Linked DNA regions of Homo sapiens: regions 1, 2, 3, 4 and 6 are each linked to region 5. A link is a loop called in an ENCODE intact Hi-C map of the cell type or tissue named here. Cell type or tissue: IMR-90. All regions are shown on one strand. Each heading gives the region's core, and the rest is flanking DNA. Links, peaks and the distances in the headings are about the cores only.

Region 1 (4,242 bases), core at 1-4,000, 76 kb after region 5:
TACATTACAGAAAGCTATTTAAATGTGTTATAATTATGCCGACAAAATTGGCAGCATAATTACTGTAATTGAAAAATCTGATATTGTCCAGGAATGCTTTCTACCGTACAGGATAATGTATCTCATGGCTGTTTCCAAAGGGTTTATTTATTGTAAAACAAGTGATTTAGGTGGGAAAGGGAAGATTTTGGATTTTTATTTTGTAGAAAAGGTTTTAAGCTTTGAAATGTGAATGAAATATCCTTATCAAAACATTAGGGGTGGCCATAACTCCTCTGTGCCACTTCTACTATTTTTTTTTTTAATCTAGTTAGTATGAAATACAACATTTAAACCGGAATTTTAAAGAAGTAGCTTTCCAGGGATTCAGAATTAAGAAAGATAGTGATAGGACATGAGAAATAAATTTCCATCAAGTGTAATCTACCGTCTCATGATGACCACAACCCTGAGAATTATTCTTTAAAAGCTTACACACACACACACACACGGGCACACACGCACACACAGAATCTTACCACATTTTGCTGTAGTGGCATGTTACCATGTCTACAGTCCCTACTAGAATATCAGTCAGCTTTCAGAGGGCAAGACTTCTGTCTTCACCATTATACTCACAGGGCCTAGCACTTAATAGGTGCTGAGTATTTGAATAATGACTTTATAGAAAGAAAACTCACTATTAAAGGTTAGTTTTACTCAGAATTGTTAATCTTGGAGATGATCTCTTGTGAAATATGAGTGTGTTTCTAAGGCCATACATTTAAAAATGTTTGCATTTTAACCCGTCTTGAGAATGATGTATTGAATTTGAAAATCAAAACTACCAGTGGATGTGTGGAACTTTACAGAAACCACCTATTTGCGTTTTTCTCCTTACATTTAAGGAAACATAAGCCATTTTGCTTGCAATATGTATGAATCATCTCAAAACCATAATGGTATGAGCCTCTTTGCTGCATATTTTGCTATAAGAACTTATTTTTTTTCACTTTTTATTATGGACGCTTTCAGGAATATATAAAAGTAGAGAATATAGTACAATAATCCCCCTGTGTATCTATCACTCACTCACAACAATCATCAAATTATAGCTCTGCTGGTTTTTACCAGTTATTGTGAAACAAATATCAAAATGTCATTTTATCATATTTCAGTATGTATCTCTAAAAGGTAAGAATTATTTCTAAAAATCATAAATACCTCATCATATCAGACATTAACAGTAATTACATAATATCCAAAATCTGATCAGTGTTCAAAATTTCCTCAAGTGTTTTATATTTAGTTTGTTTGAATCAAAATTCATGCAAGGTTCACATCGTATTTGCATGATTTGGATAAGTCTCTTAACCTTATAGATCCTCCTCTATTTTTTTTTTTTTGCTTGCTATATATTTATATCTCTATATATATTGATATAGACATATGTAGTGACACTGAGTCATCTGTTTCCTGCTTCCCCACACTCTGCCTCTCCTGACATCTGGGTCTCTGGGTTATGCCATATATGGTGATAGTGGCTGCAGCCACTTTACCTGTGTGACTTACCCACAGCAATGGGATGGTAACAGCAAAGCTAACCAAAGTGCTCTGTGCCCCTTTGGGTTGCATGTGGGGAGACTGGCCACCCAATGCCTCTCCAGTGGGGTAGGGGTTGTCTTTTGGTGCATCTGTTTTTCCTGTGATTATTGGTGAGGGCAGCAAAGATTAGCAGGTGGTTGTAAACTACCTTGAGTAGGTTGTAATAAATAGTCTGGCCTCAGACTGTATTCTGATTGTCTGAATTAAGATCTGTAGGTAGGTCCCTCCTGAAGTTTTTTCCCAGCTGGCTGCCTCTACGACTGTGAGGGTCATGGTTGAGGTCAGTATTGCAGGTTGGCCTCATCCTGCTAGTATGAGAACGGCTGTGAGTTCTGCCCACGGTGTGAGGCCACTGTGACCACTTGGGATTGTGCAGAGCTGGCATGGAGGTTGAACACGCACAGCTGCACACCTTGTTTTCAGTTTAGCTGAACCATCGGTGAAGGAGGCTCAGGCATTTGGGGTTACCTGTGAATCAAGGCCCTATTGTGCCAGCAGTTTTGTTTCAGGTGGTGAAGTGGGAGTTAAGGTTTCCCCCAAAAGAACAGCTGCCACTCCTCCATGCAAAACCGAGATGATTCAAGGACCAGGCAGCTCCACCTTTCAGTGCACTACTTTCATTTGACTGGAGAGGCCTGCTTAGCTAGGCACGTATTTTCTCCAGTAGCAGAGTCCAATGACGCTCTGGACTTCCTAATTAGTGGTGGTGGGGCGGAAGTTTTTCCTTGGGAAGAGCGTTGTCGCTGTATATGGTCCGCAGAAACTTGACTTGGAATGTGTTCGGGGTTTCATCGCCCCCTTGTGGCGGCGACGTGGTAACACCGCACTCAAGGCTTCCAACTTGTCAACCAATAGGATGGCATCTACGTAGTGAAGGCTTCCCTTCCCTTGTCCTGCAGCGTGCTGGACAGTGTCCCGGCTCAGGGACCCCTTCTGTCCCCTTCCTGGCTACTATGGGTCGGCCCTGCGTCCTCACCACTTTGAGCCACCCTTTGACCCAGCGTCTCTCCCGCAATGGGACCTGGTGGGATGGGGACTTGGAGCATGCTACAGGAGAGGTAGAACTTTTGAGTCTCTTCTTCCCAAGGTTCTCCCCAGAGTCGGAGAGCAGAGACGGATCCAGGGGCACTTTCTGGCCGCTGCCTGCTCGGGCTCAACAGATGGAGTCCAATGTTTCAGTCTCCCCCAAGAATGTGTATCCTCATTGCTGACACGGGAGCTGGGTGCGGGGAGAGATGTGGTGGTGGGGACCCTTGCCTGAGCAGCCCATTGTCATGAGTGTTATTGCCATTGTGATAATATGTTAGCATGACTCTCCTCCCAAATGGCCGCTTGTTTGTTGCAATCTCCCGCCACTCAGCCTCCAGACATTCATTAACAGGACAGTGGGGTTCTTGACTCCCCTACCACTGGGGTGACAGTCCTTGCTACTGGATCTGGGCAGTTACTGTCTCATGGATGCTGGCAGAAGACGATTCAAGTTGGCGGACTAGATTCTACAAGGAATGATCTCTTGCATAATTCTAGCCAACATGCTCTTGGGGTGGGTGCTTCTGGTTTTGGAAAGCAAAGTTACTGTGTAGTTAACAACTATTGTGGTAAGAATAGTCTCTCCATCATTCTTTTGTTTCACGGTTGTCAGAAAGATGGGCATAACTAATGGTTGGGCTCTTATTTGGAACCTCTACTTTTGTACAGTTTGGGAATCTCTGCTTGAAAAGATGGTATACTGATGGATTTGAAATTTCTGAGTATCATCAATGTTTCATGATGATCTCAATTTCTTCTCAGAGGGAAGCTCACAGCCAGTTTTGGACCCCAGAGAAAAATGTGGCTGCTGCCCTCTACTCCCTCTACCAAATTATCAGCTTCATTTCTTTGTCATGAAATCTAGTATGATTTCTCAGAAATCAGGCCCAGAACTAAAATACATTTTCTGCCCAATTTTCTAAGAGGTCACACTAACATCTGAGTAATTGGGCAGAAAACCTATTTTAGTTCTGAGCCTGATTTTTCTAGAAGTCATATGGTATAGCTTATATTTCCGATGCTTGCATTCTTTTTAAGGGGTCATGAATCTTAATACTTTTTTTTTTAAAAGAAAAGTGTCGCACTTTTTCACATTTTTATAAAGCTTTAAAGTCAGTTTACTGACTTTTCAAAAGTGTCTACCTTTTTAAATTTTAAAATGGTAAGAAATGACATTCCTGAGAGCAGTGGCTTTCATCCTTGCTTGCACTTGGGAATCACCTGTGAAATTTTAAAAACTACTAATGCCTGGCTCTCATCCTAGAGATTCTGATTTCACTGGTCTGGAGTGCTGTTCAGGCATCCTGAGGTTTTAAAGTGTCTTAGCTTTTTCTAATGAGCAGCAGAGACTGAGAACCACTGAAGTACACAGTTGGAAGCTGGTGCTGAAAAAATTAAGAGTTTTGCTGTTAACTCCTTAAGAGGGCTTTAAAGCCTTTTATATTAAGTGCCATACAACTTCAGATGCCTTCTGAATACTGAACACAAGTGTAATATTATAGTTCATTAAATGTCTTAGGAATCGTGTGGAGTGAATGCAAGGAAAGGAGTGACAAGATATCACCCCACAAATGACTTACCCATTACGAAGGGAAAACTACCTTTCTAGCTAAAAGGTCTGTCAGTCAC
Region 2 (4,000 bases), core at 1-4,000, 110 kb after region 5:
GATTACAGGCCTGAGCCACCGTGCCCAGCCCCAAAAAGTTTTTTTAAAGTAGGATAGGCCAGGTGTAGTGGCTCCTGCCTGTAATTGCAGCACTTTGGGAGGCTGAGGTGGGATGATTGCTTCAGCCTGGGAGTTCAAGTCCATCCTGGGCAAGATGGCGAGCCTCTGTCTCTTAATTTTTTTTTTAATTAGCCAGGTGTGGTGATGCATGCATGTATTTCCAGCTACTCAGGAGGCTAAGGTGGGAGGAACCCTTGAGCTCAGGAGTTGGAGGTGGCAGTGGGCCGTGACTGCACCACTGTGTGCCAGCCTGAGCGACAAAGCAAGACCTCGTCTCTTAAAATTTTTTTTTAAAAAGTAGGATATGAGAAATAGTCAATTATTTTCAGATATATAAGAACATTTCCAATGGCCTCCACATGTAATTTTGGAAAGATAGGCTGGATTCAGAGCAGGTCTGCCACTTCACAGGAACATTTTCACCACGTAGCTCCTAAAAGGAAATGAGAAGGCCTATTTCTGAAATGTTTCCATGTCCCCTTGGGGGGAAAACAGTTTCAGTTCATTCCTCCACTGACATTAAAAGAGAATGTCTATTTCAGGCAAGAATAATAAAATGGGCTTTTAATACTACATATGGTTATTTCATCATATTTCTTAGGAATGGTGCTGTGTAATATCACTGTGCACAAAATCACAGATTCTTCAAGAAAACTGTTTCTTAAATACCTGTGTAATTGCCCACAAAGGGGCCCAGTGCATGTGACATTCAGTCTAACAGCTTAACCAGCTCTCTGCCGTACTTGCCATACAGAAAAGCTGAAACTGCTGGTTTCCAGGTCAGTTTATGTGGTCCAATCCGTAACCTGCTTTCTTCCTGAAAGACCCAACCAGAGGAAACTGACCAAAAGAGCATCTCTCGTGTACCAGGCCTGAGTTCAACAGAAAACAGATAAGCGACCTCCAACTTTTTATCCCTGGGTCTGAAGTCACATCCTGAAGAGTTTGGTTACACCAGTAATGAAACATACATGGTTTCCTGTTGCTTTCCTTTCTTAATTTCCGGTGAGGATAATGTCACCAGAAAGTTCCATCTCCCTCTCTCAGTAACAGGGAGAAGTGGAACAGGCAATTGGATCTCAAGCAGGGTCTTGGCTTGAGCCTTGGGGCGGTTTACAGAGTTTCTGTCTTGACCACGGAGATCTTTACCAATTTGCTGGGTAGGTCCATGGCTGCCTGGTTCCCCCAGGACTGCTTTGCCATGACAGCTACCTGAATGACTCCGAGGAACTGCTCTTTGGTGATTTCAGGAGGTTCTTTCCCTTTAAGGGTTCTTCAGACAAAATGTCTGAAGCGCTCTCGATATGAGTTTTGGTAGCGGCCAGCCTGGGTCTGGGAGCAGAGTGATAGGACGTACCCTGCCTGGTCATGCCCAAGGGATTCTGATTATTCATCTGCAACACACCTTGGAAATCATGAACGTCCCGTCTGTGGTCACAGCTGTCTGTCCAGTGCTGGCTGACGTCCAAGCTAACAGCCGCCCCATTGGGAAACTTCATGCTGATCACAGTGGCATCTGCATCCTTTAAGGAGGCCATATCTGGTCAGAAGGCATGTCCGAGAGAAAGCACAGTGTCCAGAGTGGCTTTTAACAGCAACATGCATGCGATGTCCACATTGTGCACCCAGTCTTGTAGAGAACCCCACCTGCCCGCCTGCCCTCGCTTCCTCCCTCCGTCCCTCCCTCCCTTCCTTGCCCAGGCTGGAGTGCGATGGCGCGCCCTCTCAGGTAACTGCAACCGCCGTCTCCTGGGCTCAAGCGATTCTCCTGTCTTAGCTTCCCGAGTAGCTGGGATCACAGGCACGCGCCACCACGCCTGGCTAATTTTTTTTTTTTTGCATTTTGAGTAGAGAGGGAGTTTCACCACATTGGCCAGGCTGGTCTCAAACTCATGACCTCAGGTGGTCTGCCCGCCTTGGCCTCCCAAAGCGCTGCTCACAGCGCCATCTGGTGGATCCTTTTGTAAGCTTCCTCAAAGCAGGACTGGGCAGTGGCCTATTCAAAGCACGCAGCCTCGTGCAAAGCACCCCCATCCCTGTTCTCGAATTACCCTAGTGTTGGCCAAATAATCGGCTCTGAAGGTTCACTCCACTTTATATAGCTGATCGTCAAAAACATACAGCAAGCAGCAGCCGTTCTTATCCATTATATCCCAAAGATGGCCAGGCTAATGCTCCGATGTCATTAAAGCATCTCATACCTCTGTTGGAGGCTTCTGAAATGTCTTTGGCTGTTCTGAGGGCACCAATGGGCTTTTCACTCAGAGAGAAGGAAAGGCTGAGAGGTGGCCAGCAGAGGTAGATAGCGTTGTGTTTGGACGGAAGCAGAATGCCTGAGAGAATTTCTGAGTGGATGCTGAGGGGCAAGGGCGAGAGGTGCAGGGTCCGAGCCTGCTGAGATGAGAATAAGTGTCCATAGGATGACAGCTCCTCGCGGGCAGCGGTGGCTGGAGTGGGTCCCTCAGCGCTCAGGTGGTCTCCCAAGGGGTAGACAATGCTCAGAGGGGGTACATCCATTAGGACGGGATGCCAGAACGATCCCACCCGGAGAAGCTTCGCCGGCGAGAAGAATACGCCTTCCCACAGGGGAAGATGGGGGTACGAGGGACTCCCCCGGAGGGGTGACCGAGGCCAGTCTGAGCCTCTGGGGGCCCAAGGTTGGGAACTCTTGGTAGCCAGTGGACGGGCAGGGTCGGCTCGCTTTGGCAGGCGCCAGGGTGGAGGTACTGAGCTTACGTGAGACATACTCTCAGGAGCATTGTTTTAAGACAACCAAGTTGAACTGTCAGACGGCAACTTAGATCTATGGTTCTGGAGTTCTGGGACTAGAGTTTGTTGGGCAAGAGTTGGGAGTGGCTGGTGTAGATTTGAAGCCACAAAACTAGATAAAATCCCCCAAAGGGTAAGGGTAGAGAGATAAAAGGACTGAACACTGAGCCTGGGCCACACCAATATTTGGAGAGTGGGAAGATGAGAAGGATCCAGCAACAGAGACAGGAAGTTAGAGACGAGTAGGAAGAGTGGGAACGTGAGGCAAAGTGAAGATAGTGTTTCAAGAAGGGAGTGATCAGCTGAGATCAGGTAAATTGAAGACCAAGAATAAATCATTGGTGACCTTGACAAAAAGCAGTTTGGGTAACATGATGGGCACAGTAGTTGTTACCAGTGGTTGTAGATAAAATTGAATGGAAGTAATGCTTATGAAGTACCTTTGATGTGTGTTAAAAATTTTGCAATTTAAAAATTACAAAAACCCTATGAGAGAAGCGATGATGTTTATTCTCATTTAACTGATAAGGAAATAGGCTTAACAGTACCAAGAATTTTACTTTTAGCAATTTACTTTAATTCTCTGTACTGCTATAGACCGTTTTACAATGCTATGTTCTTTTAGCAATATTTTCAGCCAATTTCCTTTGTACTCATTGCTGGGTACTGTTTGGTCTCAGTCTTTACTTAGGAGGACATTGGGGAGAAGTCAAAATCTAGATCAAAAAGGTATACACACAAAGAATGTTGAAGAACAGATTGCCAAAATAAGTGAATGTAAGCCATTGGGCAAAACTGTAATCTGCAGTGTTTCATTGTGACACCTGATCTTTTGTATCCTTTATAAACAATGGTCTGAAGACTAAATTTAGCCTCTGTTTAGTTTTTGGCTTTTTTTTTTTTTTTTTTGAGACGGAGTTTTGCTCTCGTTGCCCAGGCTGGAGTGCAATGGCACCATCTCGGCTCACTGCAACCTCTGCCTCCCAGGTTCAAGCGATTCTCCAGCCTCAGCCTCCCAAGTAGCTGGGATTACAGGCATCCGCCACCACACCCAGCTAATTTTGAATTTTTAGTAGAGAAGGGGTTTCTCCTTGTTGGTCAGGCTGGTCTCAAACTCCCGACCTGAGGTGATCCGCCTGCCTCAGCCTCCCAAAGTGCTAGGATTACAGGC
Region 3 (5,111 bases), core at 649-4,648, 170 kb after region 5:
CTAGAGGACAGGAATGGAGGTGGGAGCAGATCCTGATGGGGCATGTAACTTGTGGAGTAGAGGCCTCTGTATCATCTCCAACAAAGGAGGCTCAGAGGTTTCTGGAAAATCTGGAGACTCAAGACTTTCAAAGCCATTCCCCAGCTGTCCTCATCCTACATATCAGCGACTGGTGTGGCAGACCTGCCTTGGTTGGGACTAGAAGAATGAAGGATTATCTGAGATAACACATGTGGAATGCTCAGACAGTGCCTGGTTCATGTGGCAGTCATGTGTATGTGAAGAAGCCTGTGAAGAGAGAGAAAATGAAGATGTAGGGGAGAGAGGATGGTTGCAGATGCAAATAAAATGTTAGGTTTAGTGGCAGAGAAGGAGGGATTTTTTGGCTGATGGCTTATAAATCTTTGAAGGAAAGGAATGTTCTCTCAAGTATACACAGCACAAATGTTCCTTCATGTGCAGACAAGTACAAAGGCAGCTTGCACGTAGCCCTGAAATCCCACAAAGTGGTCCACAATGGGAACCACTGTTGGGTGAAATAATGCATGGCTTCCTGAATGAGAACTCAGATGACCAGTGGTGGGAAGAGAGAGAGACAATGAGAATGTCTGGGTTAGTAGGGGAAAAGACAGAGTTTCATTGCCTCATGGCGACATAACCAGTTGATTTCAATCAACATTCATTCGTAAACATGCTTGACTCCTTTTCAGTTATAATGAATGAGACACAATCCCGGCCCCTGAGTTCCCGAAAAAGACTGAACCAAAATTACACATGAAGAATCACTAGGTATCCATCACAATGTAGTCCTCTGACTTTTTTCTACATTGACCTTTCTTCCCTAAGGGAGGTGGTGGGGGCAGCAAGGGGACCTTTGCTAGGAACCACAGTCTCAGCCATTGTCAGGATGCCGATGAGCATTAACTGACCAGCACCTGTGCTTAGAGTTCTAAGGGACATTTGCCAGGAGGAGTACCTGAATGGAGAGCCACATTTCCCACCAGTCCACCCTCCTCCTTACCTCAGCTCTGGTCTTCCTGAGATCAAAAATGAAGTAGATGGTTGCAGGAGAGCCTGCAAAAGGCAGGCAGGGATCTTGTTGGTAAACTTTCATGCAGATTCATTCCTTTGTAAATCAACCCTTTTTCTGGAAGAGCTTCCTTATCAGTACGCTGGGCCCTGGCCCTCAGCCAGTACAGAAAGTCATTTGTCAAGGCCTTCAGTTGGCAGACGTGCTCCCTGGACTACGTGCTTTCTCGGGTGTCCCAGAAACCCTGGAATGGAGTGAAATGCAGGGCTACGTGGGAGAGCAGGGAGGCAAGAATTAAGTCGGCCCCACCTTTGCCCAACTCAGTGGGTCTCCTTGAGAGAGGTCTGCAGTTTCAAGGAGACTTTTCAGCCAATCTGCTGCGAGATCCTGTGAAGGGGTGTGAAGGTCTTCCTCTGTGACTATAGATTGGCCAGTCTCTCCTTGTGTGTCCAACAGTTTTCATTATACTTTATGTGAATTAATGCAAAACTGCTAGGTTTAAACTGCTCACCATTTTAGGGATCCCTTCTGGATTTTACCTTCCTTAAGGGGAAATTTTCCTCCTTTCCTCAGTTCATCCTTTCTGCCTTGGCTTTGACGTGGTCTGGAGGCCACAGAGCCTCCTCCTGAGAACCTCTCTCTGGTGTGTCTGTTTGTGTCCGTCCCTCTCCTTTCGATCATTCCCTGTGGTTCCTGTTGGGCGCGGCTCCCATAAACGCACAGAGCAGGGTCTGCTTTGTCTGCAACCTGATGCATTGTTATTTCTCACCAAAACTTGCAGTCCAAACATCACATTTCCGGGCCACACTCTTTGTCAGAGCTCCAGGGGCACAACCCCGGGGACCTGCTGGAAGGTGCCACCGTGACGTGTGCCTAGATGCGTTTTCCCTCAGTTACCACAGCGTTCCTCTGGTTCTGGTGGCTGGAGGGTGACCGCGTGCTTCATGAAGGGGGTCCTTACTGCTTCGCATCCACCCTTTTCACGGAAAGCACTTTGTCACATGTTTTCAGTGTTTCTAAGCGATTTTCTGCCAATCTTGTGTGCTAAGATTGTGTGGCAGCGTTTCCACAGATTTATAGCTGGCAATGAATTCTCCCAAAGGAAATCAGACAAAATAACATGTTTCCAACATTGTTCACATACTGACAACTTTTGTTATTCATTCTCTCAGAATTGTTCCTTAGCTGTGTCCGCACCTCTGTAAGTAGTACATTAAACCTGCTAGCTCAGCAGCTTATATCACCCATCTTCCGCCCAGATCTGCTTCTCTTTCTGTGTACCCTTCTCATCCTTGATACTCTCTCCTTCCACTCGCCTTTACAATCCAACACTGAATCCTAACGACTTTGTCTGCAATGCCTCCTCTTTTCTGCATTTTAGCTTCAACTTCCATCCTCTCTCACCTTCCAACCAGTCTGTCTCCAGATACTCTGCCCCCTGCTGTTTGTTTTACACAGTGCATCCAGAATGCAGATCTGATAACATCCAAAATAGAGATCTGATCATTTCACCTCTCACTCAAAAGCCCTCGAAGGTCTCCCAGGATTCTTAGGACAAAGTGCAAGCTCCTCAACATTGCTTTTAATTTAAGGTCCTGCATTGTTGAACCCTTTCCTACTCTCCAGCTTCATCTCCCTTATGCTCCCCTCTGCTGTTTCTGCTCTAGCAACAGGGTTCATCTGTGCCATATGCCTTCCCCAGGGCCTTTGCACATGTTATTCCTCTGTCTACAGTGCTCTTTCTTCCCGAACTGACCTACTACTTATTCCTCAGCTATCCTTCATAAGGATAAGTATACACAGCACAAACTATTACTTTCTTCAGGAGGGCTTGCTTCCCTGACTTCCCTGACTTGGTTAGATTCCCCTGCTTCAACAGTGAGTATTGTGTACCTCTCTTTCATGCTACTGTTTACAACTTAAAATGACTTTACATTTATTTGTGTGATTGTTTGATATATCTTCTCCTTATCTGTAGACTGTAATCTTATGAAGCTTGGGATCAAGTTGTTTGTGCTTATGGTTATATCCCCATTTCTTATTGGTAAATTATCATAAATATTTCTTGAACAAAGAATCAGTGAATGGTTCAGGGGAGTTGGTGGAATATAGAATCCTGGTGAGGAATTGGCCTTATATAAGAGGGAGTCTATTGTTTCTAGTTTTTTTTAATTTTTTTCCCATAGGTTTCTGGGGAAGAGTTGGCATTTGGTGACATGAGTAAGTTCTTTAGTGGTGATTTCTGAGATTTTGGTGCACCCATCACCCGAGCAGTGTACACTGAACCCAATTTGTAGTCTTTTATCCCTCACCTCCTTCCCACCCTTTCTCTCAAGTCCCCAAAGTCCATTGTATCATTCTGATGCCTTTGCATCCTCGTAGCTTAGCTCCCACTTGTGAGTGAGAACATACGATGTTTGGTTTTCCATTCCTGAGTTGCTTCACTTAGAATAATAGTCTCCAATCCCATCCAGGTCACTGCAAATGCTGTTAATTCATTCCTTTTTATGGCTGAATAGTATTCCATCGTATATCTATACCACAGTTTCTTTATCCACTCGTTGATTAATGGGCATTTGGGTTGGATCCACATTTTTTCAGTTGCAAATTGTGCTGCTATAAACATGTATGAGCAAGTATCTTTTTCGTATAATGACTTCTTTTCCTCTGGGTAGATGCCCAGTAGTGGGATTGCTGGATCAGATGGCAGTTCTACTTTTAGTTCATTAAGGAATCTCCACACTGTTTTCCATAGTGGTTGTACTAGTTTACATTCCTACCAGCAGTGTAGAAGTGTTCCGTTTTCACCGCATCCATGCCAACATCTATTATTTTTTTATTATGGCCATTCTTGCAGGAGTAAGGTGGTATTGCATTATGGTTTTGATGGACATTTCCCTGATAATTAGTGATGTTGAGCATTTTTCCATATGTTTGTTGTCCATTTGTATATCTTCTTTTGAGAATTGTCTATTCATGTCCCTAGACCACTTTTTGATGGGATTTTTTTTCTTGATAATTCGTTTGAGTTCATTGTAGATTCTGGATGTTAGTCCTTTGTCAGATGTATAGATTGTGAAGATTTTCTCCCACTCTGTGGGTTGTCTGTTTACTCTACTGACTGTTCCTTTTGCCATTGGAAAGCTCTTTCATTTGATTAAGTCCCAGCTATTTATCTTTGTTTTTATTGCATTTGCTTTTGGGCTCTTGGTCATGAAATCCTTCCTTAAGCTGAGGTCTAGAAGGGTTTTTCTGACATTATCTTCTAGAGGTTTTATAGACTCAGGTCCTAGGTGTAAGTCTTTGATCCATCTTGCGTTGATTTTTATATAAGATGAGAGAGGAGGATCCAGTTTCATTCTCCTACATGTGGCTAGCCAGTTATCCCAGCACCATTTGTTGAAAAGGTTGTCCTTTCCCCACTTGATGTTTTTATTTGCTTTGTCAAAGATCAGTTGGCTGTAAGCATTTGGCTTTATTTCTGGGTTCTCTATTCTGTTCCATTGGTCTATGCATGTATTTTTATACCAGTACCATGCTGTTTTGGTGACTATGGCCTTATAGTATAGTTTGAAGTCAGGTAATGTGATGCTTCCAGATTTGTTCTTTTTGCTTGGTCTTGTTTTGGGTATGCAGGCTCTTTTTTTGGTTCCATATGAATTTTTGGATTTTTTTTCTGGTTCTGTGAAGAATGATGGTAGCATTTTGATGGGAATTGCATTGAACTTGCAGATTGCTTTTGGCAGTATGGTCATTTTCACAACATTGATTCTACCCATCCATAAGCATGGGATGTGTTTCCATTTGTTTGTGTCATCTATGATTTATTTCAGGAGTGTTTTGTAGTTTTCCTTGTAGAGGTCTTTCACCTGCTTGGTTAGGTATATTCCTAAGTATTTTATATTTTTGCAGCTATTGTAAAAGGAGTTGAGTTCTTGATTTGATTCTCAGCTTGGTCACTGTTGGTGTATAGGAGAGCTACTGATTTGCATACATTAATTTTGTATTCTGAAATTTGCTGAATTCTTTTATCAGTTCTAGGAGTTTTTGGAGGGATCTTTAGGGTTTTCTAGGTATACAA
Region 4 (5,111 bases), core at 537-4,536, 63 kb before region 5:
ATGGTTTTTGTCTTTCCTTCTGTTAATGTGGTGTATCACATTTATTGATTTCCATATGTTGAACTATCTTTGTGTTCCTAGGATGAATCCCCCTTGGGCATGACAAATACTCATTTTAATGTGTTGTTGAATTTAGTTTGCTAGTACTTTGTTGAGGATTTTTGCATCTATATTCATCAGCGAAGTTGGCCTGTAGTTTTCTTTTTGCTGTTGTTGTGTCTTTGTCTGGTTTGGGTATTGGGATAATGCTGGTCTTGTAGAATGAGTTTGGAAACATTCTTTTCTCTTCAATTTTTTGCAATATTAAATAGTTTCAGTATAATTGGTGTAAGTTTTTCTTCAGCAGTGAAGTCATCAGGTCCTGGACTTTTATTTAATGCCAGACTTTTTACTACTGCTTCAATCTCATTACTAGTTATTGGTCTGCTCAAGTTTTCTATTTCCTCATAGTTCAATCTTGGTAAGTTGTATGTGTCCAGAAATTTATCCATTTCTTCTAGTTTTTCCAGTTTGTTGGCATATAGTTGATCATAATAGTTTCTAGTGAAACTTTGTATTTTTGTGTTATCAGTTTTAATGACTCTTTTCATCTTTGATTTCAATTATTTGGGTCTTCTCTCATTTTTTTTCCTTAGTCTAGCTAAAGATTTTAAATTTTATCTTTCAAAAAGCCATTTTAAAAATTTCATTGGTCTTTCATATTGTTTTCTTTTTCTCAATATTATTTATTTCTATGATTATTATTATTATTTTCCTTCTACTAATTTTGGGTTTGGTTTGCTCTTGTTTTTCTATGTCCTTGAGTTACATCATTACCAGGTTTATTTGAGTCTTTCTTTTTTGATGTAGGCATTTATAGCTATAAACTTCTCTCTTAGTACCGCTTTTGTTGTATCCCATTCATTTTGGTATGTTGTTTCCATTTTCATTTGTTTCAATAAATTTCCTTCTTAATTTCTTCATTGACTTATTGGTTGTTCAGGAGCATGTTGTTTAATTTCCATGTATTTGTATAGTTTCAAACGTTCCTCTTGTCATTGATTTCTAGTTTTATTCTACTGTAGTCAGAAAAGATACTTAATATAATTTTATTTTTTTAAATGTTGAGACTTGTTTTCTGGCCTAATATATAGTCTATCCTGGAGAATGTTCCATGTGCTGATAAGAAGAATGTATATTCTGTAGTAGTTGGATAAAATGTTCTGTAAAATGTCAGGTAGGTTCATCTGGTCCAGAGTATATTCCCGGATGAACTGGAGCTCCTTTATATGTTATTTGCTTCTTTTTTCTTGCTCTTTTTAGGATCCCCTCTTTGTCTTTGACCTTTGAGAGTTTAATTATTGTATGCCTTGGGGTAGTCTTATTTGGGTTGAATCTGTTTGGTGATCTTCAGCCTTCCTATAACTGGATACTTACATCTCTCTGTAGGTTTGGAAATATTTTCTGTTATTTCTTTGAGCTTTTTATTCATTGCTCTTTCTCTCTTGAAGGCCCATGACTCTTAGATTTGTTCTACTGAGGCAGTCCTCTAGATCTTGCAAGTGTTCTTCATTCCTTTTAATTATTTTTTGTCCTTTGACTGTGTATTTTCAAATAGCCTGTCTTTGAGCTCATTGATTGTTCGTTTTGCTTGATCAGTTCCGCTGTTTAGACTTTCCAGTGCATTTTTTTTTTCCGTTCAGTTGTATTTCTCAGCTCCAGCATTTCTGGTTTTTTAAATTATTATTTTGATTTCTCTGTTAAATTTATCTCATAAATTTCTCAGTTGCTTTTTTGTGTTCTTTGAGTTTCCTCAGAACTTTTATTTTGAATTATTGATTTGAGAGCTACAATTTGCCATCTCATTAGGGTTGGTCACTGGCTCCATGCTGTTTCCATTTGGAGAGGTCATAGCTCCCTATTTGCTCTTGTTTTTTATGCACATATATCTATGTCTTTGTATGAATGCTAAGTTATTTATTCCAGTCTTTGTGTCTGGCTTAGTTTGGTTTTTCAGGAGTATGCCTGTCTAAAGGTTATGTATGAATTAGAGCTTCCTTACTCTGAGATTACTGCCTCTTTTTTGGCACTAGATGGTGCTGTAAGCCCAGATTTGCTGCAGCTCTTGCAACGGCTTGGATTACTGCCTATTCCCGATTTGGGGGAGGTCCCAAACTGGATATCCTGGTTGGGTGAGACATCTGGTTAGGATTTTGTGTCCAGAGGAACCACGGGCTGAACATTCTCTCTCATTTGGTGTCTTCTTTGGCTTAGATGAAGAGCAGCCAATGTGTTTTGCATGCTGGGGTTGCTAGCCCCGCCTCCATCCTTTGTCTCTAGCTGCCCTCAGGATTTTTTTACCCTAGAGGCAATCAGGCTGCTTCCCACGGATTGAGGCAGGAATGATTTTTCTGCAAAGGAACCCAAGATGGTGGGAAAGCTGGCTCTTCATCTAGATGTCACTTTTTCTGATGTACATACTGTCAGTCTGGGGGAACTTTTCTGCATGGTGCCTGGCAGCTTGGGAAGGGGATGCTGCAGTTAAACAGGCCCATTTTTGTTATCTTCTGCTTGCAGTTTTTCTCTTCTATGTGGCCACTCAGATCCTCACAGCCTCTGTTTTGAGTTATGGGATATTCCTGGTGATAAGCTAGACACTGAATAGTTGTTTTTGGTTTTTCTGGAGGAGAGTGAAGCCAGATTGCTTCTATCCACCATTTTGGTGATATCACTCTAATCATGTTTTTTTTTTTTTTTTTTTTTTTAATAAAGCCCCTGTGTGCTGGGGCATCAATGATGGTCACAGGATATTTTTGGCCTCAGGTTTCTTTAGGAGATATCAATGGTGATATTCCATTCATGTTCAGTTTATAGTTATCCAAGACCCAAGCATACTCAAATGAGCCCTTTCCCATCTCAGCAGGTTCTTTCTCAAATTTTTCAATGGTTCCTTTGTTGATCACATCACATTTATAGATCAGATGACCAGTAGTGTTGAACTTTCCTGAGTCTACATGTCCAACGTTGATGATAGTGACATGAACCTTTTCCTTTCCCAATTTTGGCTTAGATTTAGCAGTGATTTTCATGATACTTGTGTTATGACAGCAAACCAACTGTGAATAAAGCAATTCTATATATCTTAACGCTCATAAAACATTTGACCATGTTTTATGATACTTATCTCTATTTATCCACATATTTAACTTTGTTTGCTCTTTATCCCATCTTGTCTCTCATGCCTTCCATTCTGTATCACTTTTTTATTGTCTCAAGTATAACATTAGAATATTTTAGTGGACTTTTGCTAATGGTGAAGTTTCTCTGTTTATGCTTGTCTGAAAATGTATTTCTTTCACCTTCATTCTTCAATAAAATATTTTTTAGATTTTCATTTTTATTATTATGTTAGAGCAAGTGAAGTAGCAGCAAAAGTGTCCATCATACAATCTGGCTTTCCCTGGTCCTCAGGGCAAGGAGGAAACTTGGGCAGCAGACAATCACTCAATCCTGGCAGACTCTCAGAATCTCACTTGGACCCTAAAGTGCATCTGCTTGGTGGCATTGTTCTTCATTTCTGTCTTCAGCATCCATTTTGACTTCATCCTTTGGATATAATGCATGTCTCACTTTCATGTAACAGCTGCTCCTGTGTTGCCAGTCTATCCCAGGGCTCTCTATTACTGAAGCACTCGGCCCATGGCCTCACAATATTTAGCAACTACCACAGCTCTTGACAAGCCAAATCACTGTTTGTAGTATCTCATCAAGGAGTGATGACCCACTCTGGCATCAGAAGGCAGAATCAGTTCCATGCTTTCATCATCATATTCTAAGTCCTTTCCTAAGGGCGACTCCTCAGCCTCATTAGGGTCCTCCCCTTCCTTGTGATCTGGGTAGCTACTCCTAAACTCATACAAGTCTGCAAATTCCAAAGCAGCATCACCATCTGTAAAAAGCTTACACCAGCTTTTGTCATATGTGCCTGTACAGCTTCTGTTGAGTAGAACTTCCCCTTCTCATTGCAACACAAGCAAATCTTCTCAACACAAACTTTCTCTCCCAAGTAATTAATCAGTCCCTTAAGATCTGAAAGATATTCTATATCAGTAATAAAGAAGCAGTGGACTTTGGTCATACTTGTGTCATTTTGTTAATTGCTTTCTTTCTTTTTTTTTTTTTAGATCCTTTGATCCTTTCTTCTTCTGTTGCATTCTTCCTTTATAGTTTGATGGCTTTCTGTAGTGGTATGCTTTGGACCTTTTTAAAATGTTTTGTGTATCTACTATAGGCTTTTGCTCTGTGGTTACTATGAGGCTTACACAAAATTAGCAGGCTATTTTAAACTGATAACAACTTAATTTTTATTGCATCCACAAACTCTACACTTTTATTCCCTTCCTCCTACATATTATTATTTTTTTTGAGACAGGGTCTTGCTCTGTTGCCCAGGCTGGAGTGTAGTGGTGTGATCATTGCTTACTGTAGCCTTGACCCCCCCAGGCTCAAGCAGTCCTCCCACCTCCACCTCCTGAGTAGCTGGGACTACAGGCATGCACCACCATGCTTTACTAATTTTTAAATTTTTTATAGAGATGAGATCTCACTATCCTGCCCAAGTTAGTCTCAAATGCCTGGGCTCAAGTGATCCTCCCACCTTGGCCCCCACAAAGTGTTGGGATTACAGCCATGAGCCACTGTGCCCAGCCTATTTTATGTTTTTGATGTGACAGTTTACATATTTTAATAATTTGCATTCCTTAACACATTATTATAGCTTTAGTTTTTAAAATAGCTTTCTTTGTCTTTTATCTTTTATACTAAAGATATAATTAATTTACCCACTGCCATTACACTACTAGAGTGTTTTGGATTTGACAATGTACTTATTTTTACTAGTGAGTTTTATCCTTTCATATGTTTTCATATTACTAATAAGCATCCTCTTTCTTCAGCTTGAAGAACTCCTACTAGCATTTCTTATAAAGCAGATCTAGCTTTTGTCTTTCTGAGAAAATCTTTATCACCCCTTCATTTCTGAAAGATAAAATTACTGGATATAGTATTTTTCATTGCTAGTTTTTATTTCCTTTCAGGATTTTAAATCTATATTTTCACTCCCTTCTGGTCTA
Region 5 (5,111 bases), core at 688-4,687:
CTCTTGCTACAGAATTATTGTGCTCCTTTGGAGTGTCATAGTTCCTTGATTTTTCATGTTTCCTGTGTCCTTACATTGATATCTGCACATCTGGTGTAATAATCACTTTTTCCAATTTTTAAAATTTGCTTTTGTAGGAAAGAACTTTTTCCTGAAGATGTATCTGTGGTGTTGCTTGGGTAGAGCACTTCGGTTTTGATTCTCGGTGAATGTAGTAGCCTCTGTATAAGATTCTAAACAGCATCAGTGATATTTGTGATTTTCTCAGTGGCTTAGGGTGTGGTTATTAGTGGAGGCTGTGGTGAAGTTTTTCTGAGAAGTGGGATGCCAGGTAGGCCTGTCTTCAGGCCCCAATGGTGGCAGCAGTGGGCTGAGTGTGCTTGTCTTTGGTGTACCATGGTGGCATATGATTGCACTGGTTTTAGGTCCAGGCAGGTTGATTTGTGGGCCTCCAAGTGGTTTACTTGGGTGCCAGAAGTGGTATTGATGGATCACATGGGTGGGTGGGTTCTCAAGTTCCTGGGCAGCAAAGTGGCATGGTTGATGGCAATCATAGCAATGAAACAACCTGAATCTCAAGTGGTCTGTGCTGGCGTTGGTTGTGGCTGCTATGGATCGCATGGCCAGTCTCCAGACCCTCAAGTGGTGCATGCAGTGAGTGCTAACTGTGGCAGTAGTGGCAGGTTGAGTGGGCCTGACCTCAGACCCCAGGAGGTGCTCAGGTGCCACCAGTGGTGGACAGGGCTAAGTGATCCCTAGGCCCCTGGATGATATGCTTGGGTACTGGGGGCAGGTAGAGCTGGGCTACGTGAACCTGCCCTCAGGCTCCTTGGTGGTGTGTGAGGTGCTGGTTGTGCTATGCAGGGGTGGGGTGATACCGAGGTCACTAGCAAAATGCTCAGGTTGGGGTGCAGCAGTAGCTGTGCTATAGCCCTGCTCTTGGTGAAGGTGGGGTTGCTTTCTCAGGGAGTAGCTGTAGGCAGGTAGCTTGGGAGCACAAGGTTCACTAGTGTTTTGGCCCCACAGCAGCCTGCAGCAGCAGTGGTTGTAGGTAGTGGAATTTGTTCTTGGAATATGTGAAAATGCATGGGCACTCCTCTGCTGGGTGGGGCAGGATCACTGCTCAGGGCTCCTGCCTAAGTCACGGCCATCATAGCAGGGCAGGATGTGTGGGCTGTGTTCTCAAAATGGTGCTGTGCTGCAGCTGCTTGGGAGAATTGCAGAATCCAGCGTGAGCTCTCTGTTGCAATGCCTTCACACGGTCTTTAGGCAACTCCCTATGCTAGTCTCTGTGCTGTCAAGGAATAAGGCGCTCTCCTGTGGCTAGGATTGCAAGAGTCCTTGGTGAAAATGAGGAACACTAAGGGTCTCTTACCTTTTCCCCACATTAGGAAGCTGTTCCAGACTCCCAGCCAATCCCAGGCAAACAGGCCTTATTTCTCTCTCCTCCCTTGCTTTCAATGCTTCCTGTCACTGCTCTGTTGAATTCCAGTGTTCTCTCTTAGATGACCTATTCAAAGTATAATTATCTACTTGCTACTTTGGTTCCTCTCCATGGAAGGGATGAACACTAGATGCATCTAGTCAACCATCCTGAAGCCCCTCCTGATTGTATTTTTGGATAACCTGTCTTTGAGCTTGCTGATCCTTTCTTCTGCCTGATCAATTCTGTTGCTGATGTCTTGTATTGCATGTGTCATTTTTTATTATACTTTTCAGTTCCAGGATTTCTGACTTTTTTTATTCCTTCAATTTCTCTGTTAAATTTCTTTGATAAACTTCTGAATTGTTTCTCTGTGTTTTATAAAAGTTTGTTGAGTTTTCTTAAAATAGCTATTTTGAATTCTTTGTCTACCAGATCATTCACCTGCATGTCTTTAGGATTAGTCACTGGCACGATTTTTTGTTCATTTGTTGAGGCTGTCTTTCTTAGGCTATTCTTATTCTTTGCAGATGTGCATCCCTGTCTACACATTGAAGAATTAGGTATTTATTCTCATGTTCACAGTCTGGGTTTGTTTGTGACTGCTCTATTTCAGTGAGCTCGTTTAGAAATTGAGTGGGGCTGAGTGTGGTGGCTCATACTTGTAACCTAGCACTTTAGGAGGCTGAGGCTGGAGGATTGCTTTAGGTCAGGAGTTCGAGACCCAGCCTGAGCAACATAGCAATACCCCAATCTTCCCCACCCCACACACAAAACCCGAAAATTTAGCCAGGCATAGTGGCACACACCTGTAGTCCCACTCTGGAGGCTGAGGTGGGAAGACCGTGTGAGCCCAGCCAGGAGTTCAAGACTGCAGTAATCTATGATCGCACCACTGCACTCCAACCTAGGCAACAGAGACCATATCAAAAAGAAAGTGAAAGGACTGGCTGTTGTATTTCCTTTTAGCACGAGAGGGCGCCCTGAGCCCAGGTTAGACGCAAGTCTCATGCTGGCTCTGCTACTAATTAGTGGAGATCCACAGAGGGCACTCAGGCCATACGGGAGAGTTTTCCGGTGTAAAAACCGTGGGTCCATGGTGACTTTCCGCCTGTGGTACTGCAGTGGCTTGCGGGTGGGGTCTCAGTCATAAAGAACCAATCCCCTTTATGTGCAACTATGGTTTTACTCGTCTTTGCAGTCCAAAAGGGCTTCACAGTCTTGCTCATGGGTTCAGGTTTTCTTAACTCTTCTGAAGGTAATTTCACGCATCGAGTTGTTACCTTGATGTTTCTGTGAGGAGATTATTGCTGAAGAGTCCTATTCCACCACTTTGCTCCACTCAGCATGCACTACTTAATCACAAGCAGGAGATGAAGGCCCGGAAAGAAGACAATAGAAGCCCAAACCCCTCTCCTCAACCTTTATCTAGTAGACCACAGTGTCCTTATAATTCAGCAGTCAGCACCTTTTCTTATAAACGCCAGATGGAAGAGATGCATATATAAGGAAGGGTATGTGGGAAGGGGCATGGGGCCAGCCACTCTCCAGGAACCTCCATGCGTTCAGCTACTCAGAAGCTCCTGATGGGCAATTCTAATATGAATATTTATCTCTTTTAATTCTTATCATTTTTCTATCATTTCTTGATGTTAAAATCTGCTTTAAAACACACAGTTGACTCTTGAACAATACAGGTTTGAACTGCATGAGTCCACTTATATGCAGTTTTTTTTCAATAAATATAGTGAGATTTTTTTGGAAATTTATGACAATTTGAAAAAACTGTCAGATGGACCACATAGGGTAAAAATATCAAAAAAATTAAGAAAAAGGTATGTTATGAATGCAAAAAATATATGGAGATGGCCGGATGCAGTGGCTCACACTTATAATCCCAGCACTTTGGGAGGCCAAGGCGGGCAGATCACGAGGTCAGGAGTTCAAGACCGGCCTGGCAAACATGGTGAAACCCCATCTCTACTAAAACTACAAAAATTAGGTGGGCGTGGTGGCACATGCCTGTAATCCCAGCTACTTGGGAGGCTGGGGCAGGAGAATCGCTTGAACCCAAGAGGGGGAAGTTGCAGTGAGCTCAGATTGTGCCACTGCACTCCAGCCTGGGTGACAGAACAAGACTCCGTCTCAAAAAATATATATATATACTTTGGGAGGCCAAGGCGGGTGGATCACGAGGTCAGGAGATCGAGACCATCCTGGCTAACACAATGAAACCCCGTCTCTACTAAAAATACAAAAAATTAGCCAGTCGAGGTGGCGGGCGCCTGTAGTCCCAGCTACTCGGGAGGCTGAGGCAGGAGAATGGCGTGAACCCCGGGGGGCAGAGCCTGCAGTGAGCTGAGATTGCGCCACTGCACTCCAGCCTGGGCGACAGCAAGACTCCGTCTCAAAAAAAAAAAAAAAAAAAATATATATATATATGTATACACACTTATATATACATATACATGTTGATACTAGACTATTTTATCATTTATTACCATAAAATATACAAAAATCTATTATAAAAAGTTGAAATTTATAAAAACTTACATACTTACAACCATACATGGCACCATTCCCAGTTGGGACAAATGTAAACAAACGTAAAGATCCAGTATTAAATCGCAACTGCATAAAATTAACGGTAGTAGCCATCTCCTATTGTTATTGTGCTGAGCTCGAGTGCTGCAGGCATCCACTGAAAACTCTGCATGATGCTAATCATCTCTGCATAAGCATTTCATCTCTCCATAAACTTTGAAGGATACTTGGGACCCGTATAAAGTGCCACTAGTGATGCTGGAAGTACTCCCAAGAAGCAGAGAAAAGTATAAATAACATTTTCCTTTCTCTAGCTTACTTTATTGAAAATATACAGCATATAATACATACACAAAATATTTGTTGTTTATGTTATTGATAAGGCTTCTGATCAACAATAGGTCATTAGTACTTGAATTTGGAGGGAGTCAAAAGTTATACATGGATTTTTGACTGTGCAGGGGGTTAGTACCCCAACCCCCACATTGTTCAAGGGTCAACTATATTCTCAACCACATTTTGTTTGACCTTATGAAAGATTTTATCTATTCTTAGTACTTTCTATTGAGTTTCTATTTTGACCATTGTGTTTATAATTTTTATGAGCACGTTTTGTTATGATTGTTTTTCATAGAATCCTATTGTTACCTTATTTTTAAGTTTCTTTTTATTGATGTAAAATATACATATGTAATTTGCCATCATTACCATTTTTAAGTGTACAGTTCAGTGGTATATATACATAATGGAATACTATTTGGCCATAAAAAAGAATATTTTCATTTGCATCAACATAGGTGACACTGCAGGGCAATACCACATGTTCTCACTCACATGTGGGAGCTAAAAGAGTGGATCTTGTGAAAATAGAGAGTAGAATCGTGGTTACCATAGTCTGGGGTGGGGAGGGTGGAGGTGATGAAGGTGCCAGTTGGGACAAATGTAAACAAACGTAAAGATCCAGTATTAAATCGTAACTGCATAAAATTAACGGTAGTAGCCATCTCCTATTGTTATTGTGCTGAGCTCAAGTGCTGGGATTACAGGTGTTCCAGTAAGTGGTCAGAGCCCTGCCTGTCCCAAGTGGGTGAGGTCCCAAAGGGATTATCATAGCAGTGTTGGAAGGCCAGCTAGTGATTCATGC
Region 6 (5,111 bases), core at 590-4,589, 840 kb after region 5:
AAGAGAATAAAGAAAGCATACAGAATGTATGGGACAGTATTAAGCAAACAAATATTCAAATTATTGACATTCCATAAAAAGAAGGGGGGGGAAAAGGTGTATAAATATGTTTCATGAAATAATAGCTGAAAACTTCACAAGCCTTGGGAGATGGCCATCCTGAACCAGGAAACTCAAAGGTTGCCAAACAGATTAAACCTAAACAGATTCTCTGCAAGCCACATAATGTTCAAATTGTTGAAAGTTAAAGACAAAACAATAATTCTAAAAACAGCAAGAGAAGAACATCAAGTCACATATAAAGGAACCCTCATTAGACTAATAGTGGCTTTCTCAGCAAAAAATCTTACAGGCCAGAAGAGGATAGGATGATATTTTCAAAATACTGGAAAAAGAAACCGCCAGGAAAGAATAATATACACGGCAAAGCTATCCTTCAGAAATGAAGAAGAAATAAAATCTTTGATAAACAAAAATTAAAGGAACACATCAACACTAGACCAGTATTAAAAGAAATGCTCAAGGGAATCTGACTTCTAGAAATCAAAAGACCATAACCACCATTATGAAAACATGCAAAACTGCAAAACTCACTAGTAGAGATGACACACAGAGAAAACAATCAAACTTTATAACTACAGAAAACCACCCAACCACAAAAATAAACAATAAGAGAAGTAAAGAACAAAGGATATACAAAACAACCAGAAAAAAAATCAATAAAATAACATAAGTCCTCATCTACCAATAATAACCTTGGATGTAAATGGATTAAATTCCCCACTTAAAAGATATAGACTGGCTGAAGGAATTTTTTAAAGACCCACCTGGATGCTACCTAAAAGAAACTCTCACCACCAGGAAGACACAGACTAAATGGGAAGAGTTGAAAAAATATATTTTAAACAGCTTGAGAAGGCAGAACAAGATAGCCAAATATAACCCTCCAGCAATCATCCTCCTACCGGAAAACCAAATTAAATGACTATCCATGCAAGAAAGCATCTTCATAAGAACCAAAAATCAGGTGAGCAATTATAGTACCTGGTTTTAAAATAATATCAAGAAAAGAGGCACTGCAAAAGATATAAAATACAGTCTTACATTGCCTACACCACCCCTTCTCCATCCCCCAGCAGCACACGAAGAGAGAATTTGTGTGCTTGGGGAAGCAAGAAAGAAGTGATTGTGGCACTGAGTTCCCACACTGAGTTCCAATGCTGCCCTGTTACAGCAGAACACAACACAGAGCAGAATCCTTCCAGTGCCCATGGAGGGAGCATTTAAACTAGCCCCAGCCAAAAGGGAATTCTCTGCCCCAGTGATAAAAACCCAAGTTTTGGCTAGCTCCACTGCTGGCCAATTAAAGTACCCTTTGCTTCTCAATAGGTTTAAAAGGCAGTCAGGCTACAAGAACTGCAGCCCTTGAGCAATTTCAGGTGCTGCACTGTGCTCAGAGCCAGTGGAATGGGAGTGCATATGAACCAGTGAGACATTAGCTGTGGCAGCCAAGGGAGTGCTTGTGTCAACCCTCCCCCAACTCCAGGCAGTGCAACTCAGGGAGTGACTCCTGCTTCCATAAGGAGAGGGAAGAGCACAGAGGACTTTGTCTTGCAACATGGGTACCAGGAAAGCCACAGTTAAATAAAGCACAAAACAGATTCCTGAAGCCCCTGATTCCAGGCCCTAGTTCCTGGATAGCATTTCTAGACCCACCCTGGGCCAGAAGGGAACCTACTGCACTGAAGAGAAAGACCCAGTCCTGGCAGGATTCACCACCTGTGGAATAATGAGCCCTTGGGCCTTGAATAAACATCAGTGTTAGACAGGCAGTATCATCATGGTCCTTGGGCGAGACCCAGTACTATGTTGACTTCAGGTGTGATCCAGTGCGGTCTCAGCTGTGGTGGCCAGAGTATTGCTTGCATCACCCTTTCCCCAACTCCAGGCATACCAGCATGGAGAGAGAGAGAGAGACTCCTTCTGTTGGGGGAAAGTGAAGGAAGAGAACTAGAGACTGCCTGGAGAATTCTCCTGGATCTCGTCCAAGTGCACCAAGGCAGTAAGAGCCTGCAAAAGTTGCAGCATTGCTGGGGTTAGGGAGCCCCCTAGTGCAGATATGGTTGCAATGACCAAAGACTTAGATCACAACCCTTTGAATTCCTGGAAAGCCTTGTCAAGAAGGACAAGTACATACAAGCCCAGACTGTGAAGACTAGAATAAATACCTAATTGATGAATATTCACAAGCATCAAGAACATGTAGGAAAACATGACCTCACCAAACAAACTAAATAAGGCACCAGTGACAAATCCCAGAATAACAGAGCTATGTGACATTTCAGCAAAGGATTCAAAATAGCTGCTTTTTTTGGCAGGGGAGGGGGGGTGTATTGCTCTGCCGCCTAGGCTGGAGTACAGTGGTGTGATAATAGTTCACTGTAGTCTCGAACTCCTGGGCTCAAATGATCCTCCCACCTCACCCTCCCGAGTAGCTGAGACTAGAGGTACACACCACCATGCCTGGCTAACATTTTTTAAAAATTTTGTAGACATAGGGTCTTGCTATGTTGCCCAGACTGGCCTCAAACTCCAGTTCTCAGGCAACCTTCCCATCTTGGCCTCCCATAGTACTGGGATTATAAGCATGAGTCACTGCATCCGGCTCAAAATAACTGTTTTGAGGAAATTCAACAAATTTCAAGATAACACAGAGAAGGAATTCAGAATCCTATCAAAGAAATTTAACAAAGAGATTGAAATAATTTTTGAAAATCAAGCAAAAGTTCTAGAGCAGAAATATTCAATTGACACACTGAAAAATGCACCAGAGTCTCTCCACAGCAGAATTGATCAAGCAGAAGAAAGAATTAGTAAGGTCAAACAGAGGCTATAAGAAAACACAGAGAAGAAAAAAAAACAATAAAAAAAGTGAAGCATGGCTACAAGATGTAGAAAATAGCCTCAAAAGGGCAAATTTAAGATATACTTGTCTTAGAGAGGAGGTAGAGAGAGAAACTGGGGTAAAAAGTTAATTCAAAGAAATAATAACAAAGAGCATTCCAAACCTAGAGAAAGATATCAGTGTTCATGTACAAGAAGGTCACATAAAACCAGGCAGGGTTAAACTAAATGAGACAACCTCTAGGCATTTAGTAATTAAGCTCCCAAAGGTCAAAGATGAAAACATAATCCTAAAAGCAACAATAGAAAAGAAACAAATATAGCATAAAGAAGTAGCAATATGTCTGGCAGCAGATGTCTCAGTGGAAACCTTGCAGGCTACAAGAGACTGCTATGACATATTCAAAGTGCTGAAGGAAAAAAACTTTTATCCTAGAATATTATATCCAGCAAAAATATCCTTCAAACATAAAGGAGAAATGAAGACTTTCTTGGACCAAAAAAAAACTAAGGGAATTCATCAAGTACACACATGAGCTACAAAAAAAAATGCTAAAGAGAGTTCTTCAATCTTAAAGAAAAGGATCCTAATAAGCAATAAGAAGTCATATGAACATACAAAACTCACCGGTAGTAGTAAGTACGCAGACAAATATAGAATAATCTAACACTGTAATGGTGTGTAAACCACTCACATCTTGAGTAGGAAGACTAAAAGACAAACCTATAAAAATAATAACTACAACAATGTTTTAAGAGATAGTATTAAAAGTCATAACTATAAACAACAAAAATTAAAAATCTGGGAGGGGATGGTGTTAAAGTGTATAGTTTTTATTAGTGTTCACTTTCCTTCTTTGTTTATTTGTTGTGCTTTTCTGTAATCACAGTTTAGTTGTCATCAGTTTAAAATGATTGGTTATAAGATGTTATTTCAAGACTCATGGTACCTCAAACCAAAAAATCTACAGATACACAATAAATAAAAAGCAAGAAATTAAAACCTACTACCAGAGAAAATCTCTTTTACACAAAGAAGGAAGGAAGGAAGAAAGGAGGAGGAGAAGCAGAAGAAGGAGAAGGAGAAGGGGAAGGGGAAGGAGAAGGAGAAGGGGAAGGGGAAGGAGAAGGAGAAGGGGAAGGAGAACGAGGGGAAGGGGAAGAGGAAGAGGAAAAGAGAGGGAGGGAGGGAGGGGATGGAGGGAGGGGGAGAGGGAGAGAGGAACACTAAACAGCCAGAAAACAAAAAACAAAATAGCAATAGTAAGTCTTTGCCTATCAATAACATTGAATGTAAATGAACTAAAATCTTGAATGAATTTTTTAAAAGACCCAACTATATGGTACCTACAAGAAACTCATTTTACCTGTATAGATACACACAGACTGAAAATAAAGGGCTGGAAAAAGATATTCTATGAAAATAAAAACCAAAAAAGGAGCACAAATACCTATACTTTTTATCAGATAAAATAGATTTCAAGACAAAAACTATAAAAACAGACTAAAAAGGTCATTATATAATGATAAACAGGTCACTTCAGCAAGAGAATATAATAACTGTAAATATATATATGCACCCAACACTGGAGCACTCAGACACAGAAAGCAAATTTTATTAGAGTTTTAAGAGAGAGATAGACTCCTCCAATACAATAATAGCTGGAGACCTTAACACACAGCTTTCAGCATTGGGCAGATCATCCAGATAGAAAATCAGCAAAGAAATATTGAACTTAATCTGCATAATAAATCAAAAGGATCTCATAAATCTTTACACAACGTTTTATCCAAGAGCTGCAGAATACATTTTCTTCTGAGAACATGGATCATTCTCAAGGACAGACCTATGTTAAGCCACAAAACAAGTCTTAAAAACCTCAGTAAAACTAAGATAGTATCAAGTATCTGACCACAATAAAATAAAACTAGACATCAATAACAAGAACTTTAGGAACCATGCAAACACATGGAAATAAAACAATATGCTCTTAAATTACCAGTGGGTCAGTGAAGAAGTTAGTAATGAAATTTTAAAATGTATTGAAGCAAATGAAAATGCAAACATAACAAACCAAAATCTATGGGACACAGAGAAAGCAGTACTAAAAGGAAAGTTTATAGCAATAAGTCCTACATCAAATAAGTAGAAAAACGACAAATAGCCAATTTTAAAATGCATCTTAAAGAATTATAAAAGCAAGAGC

Evidence for each region. Peaks named below come from ENCODE experiments on the same cell type or tissue, not always from the same donor. Only the 100,000 strongest peaks of a DNase experiment are listed, where the experiment ranks them.
Region 1: it touches region 5 in a loop (10-fold over the local background); 89 of 110 quality-filtered maps call a loop at or near these places.
Region 2: a loop joins it to region 5, with 18 times the contacts of the local background. A loop is called at or near these places in 19 of 110 quality-filtered maps.
Region 3: a loop joins it to region 5, with 19 times the contacts of the local background. A loop is called at or near these places in 20 of 110 quality-filtered maps.
Region 4: a loop joins it to region 5, with 5 times the contacts of the local background. A loop is called at or near these places in 14 of 110 quality-filtered maps.
Region 6: a loop joins it to region 5, with 9 times the contacts of the local background. A loop is called at or near these places in 17 of 110 quality-filtered maps.

Annotation. Positions count from the first base shown.
Region 1 is chrX:155,055,152-155,059,393 of GRCh38, forward strand. It overlaps FUNDC2 (FUN14 domain containing 2), which reads left to right. Exons shown (of 5, transcript NM_023934.4): 5 at 1-4,242. Among named protein-coding and RNA genes, the nearest start is that of CMC4, 14 kb to the right of the region's middle. RefSeq lists enhancers at 2,117-2,618, 2,283-2,577. In IMR-90, for the core only: a CTCF peak has its summit at 2,381 (motif pointing left); a DNase peak (open chromatin) is centred at 2,380.
Region 2 is chrX:155,084,633-155,088,632 of GRCh38, forward strand. The region is part of intron 5 of BRCC3 (BRCA1/BRCA2-containing complex subunit 3); the gene reads left to right. Among named protein-coding and RNA genes, the nearest start is that of BRCC3, 15 kb to the left of the region's middle. In IMR-90, for the core only: a CTCF peak has its summit at 2,012 (motif pointing left); no DNase peak of the experiment used is centred there.
Region 3 is chrX:155,146,639-155,151,749 of GRCh38, forward strand. No RefSeq gene overlaps it. Among named protein-coding and RNA genes, the nearest start is that of VBP1, 67 kb to the right of the region's middle. In IMR-90, for the core only: a CTCF peak has its summit at 2,478 (motif pointing left); no DNase peak of the experiment used is centred there.
Region 4 is chrX:154,916,066-154,921,176 of GRCh38, forward strand. All of the region lies in intron 14 of F8 (coagulation factor VIII), which reads right to left. It also overlaps the pseudogene EEF1A1P31 and the pseudogene ZNF622P1. Among named protein-coding and RNA genes, the nearest start is that of MIR1184-1, 31 kb to the left of the region's middle. In IMR-90, for the core only: a CTCF peak has its summit at 2,076 (motif pointing right); a DNase peak (open chromatin) is centred at 2,136.
Region 5 is chrX:154,978,614-154,983,724 of GRCh38, forward strand. The region is part of intron 6 of F8 (coagulation factor VIII); the gene reads right to left. Among named protein-coding and RNA genes, the nearest start is that of F8, 42 kb to the right of the region's middle. RefSeq lists enhancers at 2,297-2,346, 2,447-2,496. In IMR-90, for the core only: a CTCF peak has its summit at 2,402 (motif pointing right); no DNase peak of the experiment used is centred there; H3K4me3 peaks cover 262 bases; H3K27ac peaks cover 176 bases.
Region 6 is chrX:155,818,226-155,823,336 of GRCh38, forward strand. No RefSeq gene overlaps it. Among named protein-coding and RNA genes, the nearest start is that of VAMP7, 61 kb to the right of the region's middle. In IMR-90, for the core only: a CTCF peak has its summit at 2,101 (motif pointing left); a DNase peak (open chromatin) is centred at 2,106.